2 separate regions of the Homo sapiens genome follow, and region 1 is linked to region 2. The links are chromatin contacts, found by Hi-C or POLR2A ChIA-PET in ENCODE. All regions are on one chromosome and are shown on one strand. Each heading gives the region's core, a stretch centred on a gene start or an enhancer-like site at or near the end of the contact. The rest is flanking DNA. Distances are from core to core; before and after follow the strand shown. Region 1 holds the start of SOCS7 (suppressor of cytokine signaling 7). Region 2 holds the start of MRM1 (mitochondrial rRNA methyltransferase 1).

Region 1 (2,700 bases), core at 4-2,503, 1.8 Mb after region 2:
TCTGCAGCTGATCCTTCCTCCTTTTCCCTTGCATCTCTCAATATCTCCCACTGGGACTATTTCAATGGGCTCCCTGCCTCCAGTCTCACCTCCTCCACACAAAAAGCTTGATCTTATTTGATCCTCACAACATGCCTGCAAGCAAGCAAAATTGCAATCCTTATCCCTGTGTAAAGATAAGAAGGCCGGGCGTGGGCGCGGTGGCTCACGCCTGTAATCCCAGCATTTTGGGAGGCCAAGGCGGGTGGATCACCTGAGGTCAGGAGTTCAAAACTGGCCTGGCCAACATGGTGAAACCCTGTCTCTACTAAGAATACAAAAAATTACCTGGAGCGAGGCAGGAGAATTGCTTGAACCCGGGAGGCAGAGGTTGCAGTGAGCCAAGATAGCGCCATTGCACTCCAGCCTGGGCAATAGAGAAAGATTCCATCTCAACAACAGCAAAAACTTAATGTGTTGTCTGTAGCCGTTACATTATGAATAGCACAAAAATTGAGTAAATATTCTTCCAGTATTTGAAACCGTTTTCTGACTCAGCAAAGAAGTTGCTCCCATCATTGACAATCCAATTAAGTTTTGTCTTTTTCAGTTTTATCAACCAACATTCACCTTTACAATTACACTCCTAGGTCAACTGCAATCACAGTTTGGCTACCCATATAAGAGTTTGGCAAAAATCAATGAAAGCATTCTGTGAGAAAGAGTTATATGGAATTTGCCAATTTACTATTAATTGTAAATTGTGAACTACACATCCTTTATGTCAGTAAAACTTAACGACAAATTTTTGTACCTATATATGTGCATACATTCCCGTTCTCCCCCCAGAGAGCTGGTTGTTACACATTTATCAGTACAGCACTGGGTCTAGAACACGATTCATGTACTGATTCCACAAACATTCACTGGGTGCCAGGCGGACGGAGATACAGATTAATGATGAAATGACTCAGCCAAGGTCACACATCGCAAGCGGCGTAGATGGCAGAACCATATGTGCTCCCAAGGCCAGCGGCGCGCTCCCAGGACCAGACCATGGTTTCCAAGGCCTCTCCACTCTACCGAATGGGATGGCCTGGGCCTGGGCGCCCAGGAAGTGAAAAGCAAGGACCGGGAAAAGAGACCAACGCCAGCCAACAGACAGCTCACCGCCAATAGGGGCCGGGGGCGCGCGCGGCGTCACTCGCCGTGGAGGCCAGCGCGAGCACGCCCTGGGGAAAGTGGCGTGGCTAAGCCCTTCCGGAAGTGACGTCGGCTTGGGGGCGGTGCTCGGCGGTGGCGGAGCGCGGCCTGGGCTCGCGCTGGGCTCCGCGCGCCCCCCGCCCCCCTCTATGAGGCAGAGGCCGCGGCGGCCGTTAGCGCTGTCGCTCCGGGGGCCGCGGCGGGCGGGGCTCCGGCGGGGCCCGGCCTAGTCCCCACCCCAGCCCGGCTCCCAGCCGCCCGCCCTCCCTCCCTCTCCCCGATGCAGGAGGCCGAGCTCCGGGATGGCGAGGCGGCGGCGGCGGCCGCTTCGTACCGCGTCCTGAGCCGCCTCCTTGGCTATGGAGAGGCGGCCCCCGAGCCAGGCCCTCCGCCACCGCCCCCGGGCCATGGCCCCCCGCCGCCACCCTTCCTCGCGCGGCCCGGCCCGCGGGGCTCCCGGCCGCCGCAGCTGATGGTGTTCCGCAACGTGGGTCGGCCGCCGGAGGAGGAGGACGTGGAGGCGGCCCCGGAGCCGGGACCCTCGGAACTGCTGTGTCCCCGGCACCGCTGTGCCCTGGACCCCAAGGCCCTGCCGCCGGGCTTGGCGCTCGAGCGGACCTGGGGCCCGGCGGCTGGACTAGAGGCGCAGTTGGCGGCTCTGGGGCTCGGGCAGCCGGCGGGGCCGGGGGTCAAGACAGTCGGTGGGGGTTGCTGCCCGTGTCCGTGTCCTCCTCAGCCGCCCCCTCCGCAGCCCCAGCCGCCTGCTGCCGCCCCGCAGGCCGGGGAGGACCCCACGGAAACGAGCGACGCGCTGCTGGTCCTGGAGGGCTTGGAATCGGAGGCCGAGAGCCTGGAGACTAACAGCTGCTCGGAAGAGGAGCTCAGCAGCCCGGGTCGCGGAGGAGGAGGGGGCGGCCGGCTTCTGCTGCAGCCCCCAGGCCCTGAATTACCTCCGGTGCCCTTCCCGCTGCAGGACTTGGTCCCTCTGGGGCGCCTGAGTAGAGGGGAGCAGCAGCAGCAGCAGCAGCAGCAACCTCCCCCGCCCCCGCCTCCTCCCGGGCCCCTCCGGCCACTCGCGGGTCCTTCTCGGAAGGGCTCCTTCAAAATCCGCCTCAGTCGCCTCTTTCGCACCAAGAGCTGCAACGGTGGCTCCGGCGGTGGGGATGGGACCGGCAAGAGGCCTTCTGGAGAGCTGGCTGCTTCAGCTGCGAGCCTGACAGACATGGGAGGCTCTGCGGGCCGGGAGCTGGACGCGGGGAGGTGAGACCGGCCGGGGGCTGGCCGACAAACTTCCTTTTCTTGTTTGGTTTCCCTTTTTATCTATTGCTATCGCGATCCTGACAGTTCTTAAGATAGGGTCTTCAGGAGGAGGCAGAGACTTGGGACCAAAGGTGGTAACATCTCGCATAAGGTCAGCGCTAATTGTGGAAACAGCTTTCACTCTTAAAGAGTGCACACTCCGTGACACTTCTCAGCTGGTTTGCATCTGTCTTGTTGGAAGATGGTTTCAGACCATCC
Region 2 (2,735 bases), core at 221-2,720:
GGGCCAGGGGAGAGTGTCACAGCTGCCTCATGCCTTGTACCTTCCACAGATTGGAGACATCCAGATGAGGCCCACGGAGCAGGTGACCTAGTGACTGTGGGAGCTCCTCCTTCCCTCCCCACCCTTCATGGCTTGCCTCCTGCCTCTGGATTTTAGGTGTTGATTTCTGGATCACGGGATACCACTTCCTGTCCACACCCCGACCAGGGGCTAGAAAATTTGTTTGAGATTTTTATATCATCTTGTCAAATTGCTTCAGTTGTAAATGTGAAAAATGGGCTGGGGAAAGGAGGTGGTGTCCCTAATTGTTTTACTTGTTAACTTGTTCTTGTGCCCCTGGGCACTTGGCCTTTGTCTGCTCTCAGTGTCTTCCCTTTGACATGGGAAAGGAGTTGTGGCCAAAATCCCCATCTTCTTGCACCTCAACGTCTGTGGCTCAGGGCTGGGGTGGCAGAGGGAGGCCTTCACCTTATATCTGTGTTGTTATCCAGGGCTCCAGACTTCCTCCTCTGCCTGCCCCACTGCACCCTCTCCCCCTTATCTATCTCCTTCTCGGCTCCCCAGCCCAGTCTTGGCTTCTTGTCCCCTCCTGGGGTCATCCCTCCACTCTGACTCTGACTATGGCAGCAGAACACCAGGGCCTGGCCCAGTGGATTTCATGGTGATCATTAAAAAAGAAAAATCGCAACCAATCTGCCTTGGCTTCAGGAGTGTCTTTCCATTCTTTCCCCTTCTCTGTGATCAGGGGTGCTTGTGTCTCAGAATTTCTTCCAGGTAGGTCCCAGGTGGGTGGATTGGGGGCCTCACTCATGGGAGTATGGATTACCTTAGGTAGCAGGAATGGGTTTGTTTGGGCCTTGAAAACATGTAGGAGTTTGACAAAGCGAAGACAGGTGTGCAAGGCTGAGAGGTCTGGAAGAGCATGCAGTGCTGTGCGAACAGCTCAGAACTTAAGCACAGGAGCAAGGAGCCAGATGGGGCTGAAGAGGCAGCTCCTTCCTGCCTTCCTGGATCGCTGGGGGGCTGAGTGCTGCGCAAGAGTCTCGCCATTACCTGTGGGACGGGGGCGTTAGTGAGCTTGTCAGCAGGAACACGACAGGCTCAGAGTCACTTAGGAAGAGAATCAGCGGCCCGGGATAGGAAGTGACTGTTGGGGTCCTGCTGGCTGGTGATGGGCTAGTGAGAAGTTCTGGGAAAAATCACCAGCGCCGGGATGTGGGGAGGGAGGCAACAAGACTGAATTGGTTGACCAGGAAGGCCAACCCATCTCCTTAAAGGGCCCTTCACTGGTGCGTGGGTGAATGCGGTCCCCGGCCTCCTGGGACCTCGAGGAACACAGGACGCAGCCGGTAGTACGGCCAGCTCAGCTCGCCGCTCCTCTAGCCTTGAGGGAGGCGCTGTGGGGGACAGCCTGGCAGCCACGCATGCGCAAAACACCGTCAGGAAGGGGCCGGGGAGGGGCGGGCTCCCGAACCCGGAAGCGAGGGACCCACGTGGGAGCCTGGGAGCGGGTGGTCGTAGCTCGGTAGTCCAGTTGTGGGTAATCGGGGCTGTTTGTTCCTGTCCGAGAGAGCTCGGCGGAGACGGCTGTCGAGTACCCTTCACCTCGGTGTTGGGAGCCTGGGAGCGAACTGCGGCGCGGGTTACCGCTCCCGGGGACGCAGCAAGGGGCATCGAGTCCCTGGCGGGAGCTGCGCCATGGCATTGCTCTCGACCGTCCGGGGCGCGACCTGGGGTCGCCTCGTCACCCGTCATTTCTCCCATGCAGCGCGGCATGGGGAGCGGCCTGGTGGGGAGGAGCTAAGCCGCTTGCTGCTGGATGACCTGGTGCCGACCTCTCGGCTGGAGCTTCTGTTTGGCATGACCCCGTGTCTCCTGGCTCTGCAGGCCGCCCGCCGCTCTGTGGCCCGGCTCCTGCTCCAGGCGGGTAAAGCTGGGCTGCAGGGGAAGCGGGCCGAGCTGCTCCGGATGGCCGAGGCGCGGGACATTCCAGTTCTGCGGCCCAGACGGCAGAAACTGGACACAATGTGCCGCTACCAGGTCCACCAGGGTGTCTGCATGGAGGTGAGCCCGCTGCGGCCCCGGCCTTGGAGAGAGGCCGGGGAGGCGAGCCCAGGCGACGACCCCCAGCAGTTGTGGCTCGTCCTCGATGGGATCCAGGATCCCCGGAATTTTGGGGCTGTGCTGCGTTCCGCACACTTCCTCGGAGTGGATAAGGTCATCACCAGCCGGAGAAACAGGCACGGACGTCCCTCATTCTCTATGTGCCCCAACTTGGAGACGCAGCCGAGTTCCTAAGCACCTTGGCCCTTGGGTGATCCCTTAGCCAGACTTACCTGTCCCAGAACTCTCATCCCCCTAGCCCTTGGGAGCCCTGGGAGGGTAGGGAGCCGGGCTTGAGATGGCCCAGCCTAATGCGGGGAACGGGGAAACCTTGCAGCTGCCCGCTCACTCCAGTAGTCAGCAAGTCCAGCGCGGGGGCTATGGAGGTGATGGACGTGTTCTCCACTGATGACCTCACCGGATTTTTACAGGTAATGAGGGGCAAGAGGGGAAGGAACAGATGTGAGCCCAGCTCAGCCTCTTCAAGGGGACGAAGCTAGCCCCTGGCGAGGGAGAGAAAGGGGCATGTTGGCACCGCTTCCTTTGGCCTTCTAAATCCCTCTGGGGATGGAAGGGTCCTGGAGTTTTTAAAACGGCAAATGGAGCATTAGCTGAATTCTTCCTAGCGTTAT

Evidence for each region. A loop is a pair of places that touch in the nucleus more often than their neighbours do. ChIA-PET counts read pairs that join two places held with the same protein, here RNA polymerase II (POLR2A). Pooled maps may share reads with other maps.
Region 1: a map of dorsolateral prefrontal cortex shows a loop between it and region 2 (4-fold over the local background). The contact joins the promoter of SOCS7 here to the promoter of MRM1 in region 2. A Hi-C loop is called at or near these places in 1 of 168 maps with a recorded cell type or tissue (dorsolateral prefrontal cortex) and 5 of 50 pooled maps. POLR2A ChIA-PET finds 5 or more read pairs at or near these places in 2 of 52 experiments (BJ and Caco-2).

The regions. Positions count from the first base shown.
Region 1 is chr17:38,350,591-38,353,290 of GRCh38, forward strand. SOCS7 (suppressor of cytokine signaling 7) reads left to right here and starts at 1,254. Exons shown (of 10, transcript NM_014598.4): 1 at 1,254-2,442. The coding sequence starts at 1,463. It overlaps LOC124903991 (a long non-coding RNA gene), which reads right to left and starts at 406. Exons shown (of 2, transcript XR_007065738.1): 1 at 328-406; 2 at 1-135.
Region 2 is chr17:36,600,113-36,602,847 of GRCh38, forward strand. MRM1 (mitochondrial rRNA methyltransferase 1) reads left to right here and starts at 1,471. Exons shown (of 5, transcript NM_024864.5): 1 at 1,471-2,240; 2 at 2,441-2,534. The coding sequence starts at 1,699. DHRS11 (dehydrogenase/reductase 11) reads left to right here. Exons shown (of 7, transcript NM_024308.4): 7 at 50-692. The coding sequence ends at 91.